Linked DNA regions of Homo sapiens: region 2 is linked to region 1. Evidence: chromatin contacts called from ENCODE POLR2A ChIA-PET data. All regions are on one chromosome and are shown on one strand. The core of a region is the stretch at or near the end of the contact, and the rest is flanking DNA. Distances in the headings are between cores, read along the strand shown.

Evidence for each region. ChIA-PET counts read pairs that join two places held with the same protein, here RNA polymerase II (POLR2A).
Region 2: POLR2A ChIA-PET joins it to region 1 with 11 read pairs in activated T-cell. The contact joins two enhancer-like sites. POLR2A ChIA-PET finds 5 or more read pairs at or near these places in 2 of 52 experiments (Panc1 and activated T-cell).

The regions. Positions count from the first base shown.
Region 1 is chr11:66,361,385-66,365,703 of GRCh38, reverse strand. SLC29A2 (solute carrier family 29 member 2) reads left to right here. Exons shown (of 12, transcript NM_001532.3): 11 at 1,280-1,479; 12 at 2,157-3,183. The coding sequence ends at 2,268. B4GAT1-DT (B4GAT1 divergent transcript) reads right to left here. Exons shown (of 2, transcript NR_135761.1): 2 at 1,940-2,435. Among named protein-coding and RNA genes, the nearest start is that of SLC29A2, 8.2 kb to the left of the region's middle. Within about 2 kb of position 1,328, at least 5 of the 41 ENCODE cell types and tissues checked have a DNase peak (open chromatin) inside an H3K27ac peak, as active enhancers do.
Region 2 is chr11:67,194,799-67,199,023 of GRCh38, reverse strand. The region is part of intron 5 of KDM2A (lysine demethylase 2A); the gene reads right to left. Among named protein-coding and RNA genes, the nearest start is that of GRK2, 70 kb to the left of the region's middle. RefSeq lists an enhancer at 1,156-1,656. Within about 2 kb of position 2,948, at least 4 of the 41 ENCODE cell types and tissues checked have a DNase peak (open chromatin) inside an H3K27ac peak, as active enhancers do.

The sequences.
Region 1 (4,319 bases), core at 79-2,578:
CTTTGCTGCTCAGAGAATGTTACATGGAGGTTCCTGCACCAGGTGAGGGACTGAGCAAGAGTCTTAGTTTTGGGGTTGGTTTTAGCCATGGTACTGTATCTTTAAATGAAATCTTCCAAAGAGACAATACATAACGCAGGTGAAAGAGGAGCTGGTCTCATCCAAGTCAGGACAGGAGCTGATCTACAGCTTCCAATCCCACTCAGAAACCCCATCTGCCCCCAAGGGGGTCTGTGGAACCACCAGTGGGTGCTCTGAGGAACCGAGTACGTAAACTGTAGATGCGGTGGAGAGCACAAGCTGGAGCCTGGGAGAGGCAGAGGTGAGCCCCAGGCCAGTCCCTGATTTCTGGGTGGACTTGGCCCAGGCCCCAGTGCTGGGTCCTCCCTCACTGGCTCACAAGGTAGGTCAGGTCAGAGGAGGTCAGGGGGTGACAGATGGGTCTATCCTATGGGTGGGCCAGGCGTGGTGGCTCACACCTATAATCCTAGCACTCTGGGGCTGGACGCGGTGGCTCACACCTGTAATCCCAGCACTCTGGGAGGCCGAGGCGGGTGGATCACGAGGTCAGGAGTTCGAGACCAGCCTGGCCAACATGGTGAAACCCCGTCTCTACTAAAAAGATAACAATTAGCAGGTGTGGTGGTGCACACCTGTAATCCCAGGGAGGCAGAGGCTGCAGTGAGCCGAGATCGCACCACTGCTCTCCAGCCTGGGAGACAGAGCGAGACTCTGTCTCAAAAACAAACAAACAAAAAAACCCCTAAAATCCGAGCACTTTGGGAGGCCAAGGCAAGAGGATCGCTTGAGCTCAGGAGTTCAAAACCAGCCTGGGCAACACAGTGAGACTTTGTCTGTACACACACACACACACAAATTTTTAATGAAAAAAATAGAGGCCGGGTATGGTGGCTCACGCCTGTAATCCCAGCACTTTGGGAGGCTGAGGCAGGTGGAACACTCGAGGTCAGAAGTTCGAGACCAGCCTGGCCAACATGATGAAACCTGGCTCTACTAAAAATATAAAAATTATCTGGGCATGGTGGTGGCAGGCGCCTATAGTCCCAGCTACTCAGGAGGCTGAAGCAGGAGGATTTCTTGAACCCAGGAGGTGGAGGTTGCAGTGAGCTGAGATCAGGGCCACTGCACTCCAGCCTGGGCAACAGAGCGAGACTCCATCTAAAAAAAAAAAAAAAAAAAGTACTCTATGGGTGTCCTGAGATGCCCTGGAGCAGAGACCTGGCTCCAGGGACCATGCTGACTTCAGCTTCTACCACAGCCAGACGAGGACAGCCGGCTGCTGCCCCTGCTGGTCTGCCTGCGGTTCCTGTTCGTGCCCCTCTTCATGCTGTGCCACGTGCCCCAGAGGTCCCGGCTGCCCATCCTCTTCCCACAGGATGCCTACTTCATCACCTTCATGCTGCTCTTTGCCGTTTCTAATGGCTACCTGGTGTCCCTCACCATGTGCCTGGCGCCCAGGTCCGGGGCAATGGGGTGGGGTGGGGGGCTGGGAGTAGGGAGGTGGGTTCAGTCTTTGGGAAGGGACCGCCTGCAATGGAGGGACGGCCCATCCTGCTTCTGGCCAGCCCAACCCTAGCTGTCTGCAGGCCTTGCTGGCGCCCCCTACTGGGCCAAGCCTTAACTGCAGGGGAGAGAACTGGGCTAGGGAGGTACCCGCCCAACCAAGTAGCCCAGGCACTGGTTCTGGGGCCGCCTCAATGTGCCTCAGTTTCCCCATCTGTAAAAAAAAATGGGTTGAACTGTCATCCCTCAGGGCCCATCTAACTGTAAAATTCTCAGTTGAAGGAGAGCTAAGGTTTTGACCAAAAACAAGGTCATGGGCTATTTCCTCAAGGGGCAATGGAGTGGAGAATCCAGAGAGAATGAAGCTGGCAGGGCAGACAGGCTGAGAGCACTGTGGAAAGGGCAGGCTGTGGAATCTGGAATCCCATCATGTTAGACTCAGAGGCCCTGAGAGACATCCTTATCCAGCAGCCTCATTTACAGACCAGGAAACTGAGGCCCGGAAAGAAGGGGCCAGTTATGGTGACAGAGGGGTTGGGTCAGAGCCCAGACTGGATGGGCAGAGGGCAGTGGAGCTGGGTCCAGATTTAGACCCAGCATTTTCTAAGAGCTCCTGTTCCCGGGTGTTCTAGGCAGGTGCTGCCACACGAGAGGGAGGTGGCCGGCGCCCTCATGACCTTCTTCCTGGCCCTGGGACTTTCCTGTGGAGCCTCCCTCTCCTTCCTCTTCAAGGCGCTGCTCTGAAGTGGCCCCTCCAGGCTCTTTGGCAGCCTCTTCTCGACGTCTCCTTCCGGAGCTGAGATCCAGCCCAGGGCGAATGGCGAGCTTGGCTCAGGCCTCTGCGGGGTGGAGGCCCCTGGGCCTGAGGCTGCCAGCAGCGGGCAGGAGCTGCTCTTCATCCACTTGGAGTGCTGTGGGGAAGAAATCACCACCGGTCATTCTAACCCTCACCCAGGAATGGGGGTGACTCGCACAAGACCTCATGGAAAGGGTGATGACTAGGGAAAAGAGGGTGCAGGGCACGGCTGCTCCCCACCACCAGGTCTGCATTTGTTCATCATCATCAGGAGCAGAGGTGACCAGAGGGTTCAGAGTGGGAGGCGGGGCCAGCCCAGGCCAGGAGCGCCTCATCTTCCCAGGCCTCAGCCACCCAGGGTAAAAGGTGCCAGGGAAGTTGTGGGCACCTGAGAGGAGGAACAGATGTGGAGGACCTGAGGGTGCTCAAAGGGCCAGGCTCAGCCTCAAGCAGTGTTTTCATTGCCAACACTTACTGTACCCACTCCGCAGAGCCCAGCTGGGCCTGGGCCCCAGGGCCACAGCTAGCCTGCATGTGTGTACTGCACTTTACAGTTTGCAAAGCTCTTCCATACCCACTCTCTCACCGAAGCCTAATTGAGGCTCTTGGAAGGAGTCAGGCAAGGATTGTGCTTCCCCCATTATACAGGTGACAAAACTGAGTCCTGGGGAAAGTGACTGGTCCGTGGTAGAGCCGGGACCCAATCCCCTCTCTCTCCTCCCTGTTGGTGCTGTTCTTCCTGCCCAACACCTGTTTCTCTTTTCCTCAAGGGGTTTGGGGCAGGAGCCTGGGCACTTACTCCCCGTTTTTGCTGTTTCTCCTTCTGACCCTGCTCTTGGGTCTAATAACCCCATTTATTTGTATGATGCGTTCACCAAGTCTTTATTTCCGAAGTGCTGTTGGCTCTATTGGCCTCAGTGAACTGGGTGGGGTCGGAAAGATTGTACCCCCTTGACAGGTGGGATGACTGAGGCCCTGAGAGGGGTAGGGATTGGTGGGCATCTCTGTGCTGGGTCCTCTGGACCACATGATAGCTGGGGGGTACTGACCTGCAAGGAATCCTGAGCTCCTGGGCAGAGCACCTAGTTGGATGGACAACTATTGCTCTCCCACTCCATGAGCCCCTGGGCTCTCACCAGCATCCTCTGCCTCCCCAGGATAGCTCCTCCTTGGAAATCTGGCCTTAGAGAGGCAGTCAGTGTGGGCAGGGCTTTGGCGACCCCACCAATTCTACACACGGATGGAGGAAAGGCCTGCTTCACCACACACCTATACTACCCTGCCCGTCCCAGAGAAAAGCAAGGGTTTTCTGCCCACCTGCCTTTGTGAACATTCACTGAGCACCTATTAGATATTAGGTGCTCAGCCAGCACAGGGTACCTGCTCAGAAGCCAGGGGCTTTTTGGCATCAAGGAGGAAGACAGGCAAGATATGACCTTGGTTGCTGAAATAAGCCACAGGGCAGACCCCAAGGAAGGATTCATTCCTTTGAGCACTGTTCACAGACAGCTGCCCCGAGCCAGGCCCTGCCTGGTCTGGAGACTTTGAAACAAAGGAGACACAGTCCCCGCTCCCAAGGCCACAGGAAGCCAAATATAACTTGTGATACGTCTTGTGAGGGCCCTGCAGAAGCATGTCGAGGGAGCCACTGATTCCACCTGAGAAGTCAGGGCAGCCATTCCAGAGGAGGTATTTCCCCAGCTGGGCCCTGAGGGATGAATATGAGTTTGCTAGTCTGAGGTGGAGGAGGAGCAGAAGCAGAGAAGCCACAGAGGAGTTGATCCCAGCAGTCCAGCGGGGAGGTGATGGGGCCTAGACAGTGGCTTAGAGAGGACGACTGATACAGGAGATATGAGGGAGACTGCCTCTATGGAGGCCAGCTAACCTCGTGGATAAGTGCATGCATGCTGAGCCAGAGTCCTAGGTCAAATCCAGGCCCTTTTCTTTATGACCTGCCTGAGCTAGAGTCCTGGAGTGAGGTTGGAACTAAAGTACCACC
Region 2 (4,225 bases), core at 1,699-4,198, 830 kb before region 1:
GTGAATCACTTGAGGTCAGGAGTTTAAGATCACCCTGGCCAACATGGTGAAACTCCATCTCTACTAAAAATACAAAAATTAGCCAGGCATGGTGGTGCATGTCAGTAATCTCAGCTACTCGGGAGGCAGAGGCATGAGAATTGCTTGAATCCAGGAGGTGGAGGTTGCAGTAAGCCAAGATTGTGCCACTGCATTCCAGCCTGGGCAACAGAGTGAGACTCCGTCAAAAACAAAACAAAACAAAACAAAACAAAACAAAACAAACTACTGATCACCACTGACAAATAATAATGAAAAGCTTTTTTTTTTTTTTTGAGACAGAGTCTCACTCTGTCACCCAGGCTGGAGTGCAGTGGCGGGATCTCAGCTCACTGCAACCTCCGCCTTCCGGGTTCACGCCATTCTCCTGACTCAGCCTCCCAAATAGCTGGGACTACAGGCGCCCGCCACTGCGCCCAGCTAATTTTTTGTGTTTTTAGTAGAGATGGGATTTCACCGTGGTCTCGATCTCCTGACCTCGAGATCCGCCCGCCTCGGCCTCCCAAAGTGCTGGGATTACAGGCATGAGCCATTGCGCCCGGCATAATGAAAAGGTTTTAAAATGTGACAGACATGAAGTGAGCATATGCTATTGGAAAAATGGCGGCTACAGACTTGCTCAATGAAGGTTTGCCAGAAACCTTCAATTTGTTAAAAAAAAAAAAAAATACACTATCTGCAAAGTGCAATAAAATGAGGTGCGCTCATACTCTGGGTATGGACCAGAGCACTTAGATAAAATTGTGATGGTCAAAGTAATAGCTAACATTTACTGAGAACTCAGCACAGTTGATCCTTGAACAACACTGGTTTGAACTACATGGGTTCACTTATACATGAATTTTCTTCCATCCCTGCCACTCCTGAGACAGCAAAAGCAATCCCACCTCTTCCTCCTTAGCCTACTCATCATGAAGATGAAAAGATAGTAAATATATTTTCAATCTTAATAGTAAACAAATGTTCTTTTATGATTTAAGGAATTTTTATCTTACTTTATTGTAAGAATACAGTATATAATATGTATAACATAAAATATGTTAATCAACTGTTTACATTATCCATAAGGCATCCAGTAAACAGTAGGTTATTGGTAGTTAAGTTTCTGAGGAATTCCAATTTATATGTAGATTTCTGACTTGCTGGGGGTTGGTGCCTCTAGCCGTTGCATTGTTCAAGGGTCAACTGTATATGCCAGACACTGTTCTAAGCACTTCACATTTAAGTAACTTGTCCAAGATTACACAGCTAGTAATTAGTGTAGCTCAGGACAGTTTTGCTACAGAGTCCATATTCTCAACCAAATACATCCTATCACAGAAAGTTTACAAGACAGAATGGCTTACTTCTTTCTGAGACATAAACTGACACTGAAGAAGTAACATTCCACCACAGGCTGAAAAGAAGAGCTGGATCAGCTTTTTCACTGCATTTTGCCAATGATTAGCTATCCAAGAAACAAAAAAACACCCAGACTTTAAAAAACCTGGATAGAAAGTTAGTCACTGGCTGGGCAGAGTGGCTCACGCCTGTAATCCCAACACTTTGGTGGGGCCGAGGCGGGCTGACTGCTTGAGCTCAGGAGTTCCAAGACCAGCCTGGGCAACATGGCAAAATCCCATCTCTACAAAAAAAATACAAAAATTATCTGGGCATGGTGGTGCCCACCTGTGGTCCCAGCTACTCAGGAAGCTGAGGTGGGAGGATCGCTTGAGCCCAGGAAGTCAAGGCTGCAGGGAGGCATGATTGCCCCACTGCACTCCAGCCTGGGTGACAAAGCAATACCCTGTCTCAAAAAAAAAAAAAAAAGTTTATTTCTGATAAGGTCTGTTAGGTTAGATATAATTGCTATTTTATTTTAAATCACAGCAAAGTTATTTGTGTTCACCCTTGGGTTTATTTAGAAAATACAAGGTTACAAAGGGCTTCCAAAGATCATTATTAGCAGTAAGAAGATTACCGAGGAAAGGAAAAGTGGTAAGGAAGTGGGAAGAAAACCGAAGACTGATGACTGAATAAGATCTTACATATTTGCATAGCTCAGAAATTTGAATACTATATCCAGGAGTCTATTTTTTTTTCAACTTGTAAAAAATGGTAGTAAAATACAAAAAACATAAAATGTTCTATCTTAACCATTTTTAGGAGCACAGTTCAGTGTTATTAAATATATTCACAATGTTGTGCAACCATTACCACCATCCATCTCCATAACTCTGTTCATCTTATAAAACTGAAACTATGGCCGTTTTAAGTCCCCATTGCCCTTCTTCCCAGTAACCACTATTCTATTTTGTCTCCATGATTTTGGTTACTCTATATACTTCATGTCAGTGGAATTACACAGTATTTATATTTTTGTGGCTGGGTTATTTCACTTAGCATAAGTCCTTAGGATTCATGTAATGTGTAGTATATATCAGAATTTCCTTCCTTTTTAAGGCTAAATAATAATCCAGTGAATGGAAATAGCACATTATGCTAAAGTATTCACTGCTGATGGACATTTAGGTTGCTACATTTTAGCTACTATGAATTATCATTCAGCCAAGCACTGTGGCTCATGCTTGCAGTCCCAGCTATGCAAGAGGTTAAAGCAGGAAGATCGCTTGAGTCCAGGATTTCAAGGCCAGCTTGGGCAACACAGTGAGACCTCATCTCTTAAAACTGTAATAGGCCCACTTGCTCCCTCCTGCCATCTGGCTGACATGAAGAACTGGAGGTGGCAGCAGTGGTAGCCTGCATCTGAGGCTCATGGGCTGCAAGCCCCTGCTCGTGCACCATGGATGATTTTGCCAAAGAAAGTTTCACTGTAGTGGATTATGTCTTGTTAGAAAATTGCCCTAATATGGGTGACTATGTCGTTGCTCCTCAATTTATGACCGACAATTATGTTCGTGTGACTCAGCTTAACTGGGATGGGGTGGGTACGCAATAAAAAGATTACATCTAAGTGAGAGAAATTTAGCAATTCTTGTGGTTCTGAGATAAGTTTGAAGAAATCACAACATCTTGAGTTGATAGAAGATATTGTGGATTTGGCAAAGAAAGTTGCTGTAAGTGGTAGAAAAATTATTCCTTATTGGAGCCTATTGAGAACTGGTTATAAAATAGAAAATAAAATACTGGCAACGGAACCAGCTTTGAACTGGGTAAATACACAGGCAATATTAACAATTCTAACTAAATTAGGACAAGCTGACAATTGTTGGCTTATGTTAAGTATTTTCTTTACTGAATATAAGTACAATATAACTAAAGTTCTAACAGAAAACTGCAATTTGCTTGAAGAATTTAAAACCCAAGGTTATACAGACTGCATAGAGCATGAACAACTAATAAAAATAAAAGGAAATAAAGAGTTTTGCAAAGAAAGACTTGATACAGCTCTATTACACCAGAGCCACTGAATAGAGACCTGAAAACCATTTTCTTTATAGTAACAGAGCTCTTTGTTTTCTTCATACTGGACAGTTTAGAACACAGTCCCATGGCATAAAATTTGGAAAATAGAAGAGTTTAAAAAGAAAATAAAAATCACCAGCAATCCAACCACCTTGAAGAATATTGCTGTATTAATGTTATTCAACTTTTTTTTTTTTTTTTTTTTTTTTTGGAGACGGAGTCTCACTCGATCACCCAGGCTGGAGTGCAGTGGTGCGATCTCGGCTCACTGCAGCCTTCGCCTTCTGGGTTCAAGTGATTCTCCTGCCTTAGCCTCTCGGGTAGCTGGGACTATAGGCATGCGCCACCACGCCCGGCTAATTTGTTATGCAACTTTTAGATGGCTCAAGTCATGGATAAACTGAGACTATTTAGACTAGAGAACTGGATGGGCTTGACAGTCTTCCATCAATACCACTATTCTCAATGGGTTCTGACAAGAAATGAGCTGCAAATGTCTTTAGGTTATTGCCTCTGTCTAGGTCCAGAATTGCATATATTCTACACTGTTTGAAGGTAAGTTTGTACACTTTCAAGATCAGATGAATAGGCTGGCAATTCTAAAAGTTGAGGATTCCTGTAATAATTGAGAAGCCAATCCAAAAATCGTGCCTTGCAGGAAGTCATCCACTCTCCAGCTCCAAGAGCTAAGAGGCAAATCCAAGTATTTCTGCTCCTTCATGAATGTTGAATCTTAGATACACAAATAGGATCCTCCTAAAACCCTGCTGCAACAGCAGGT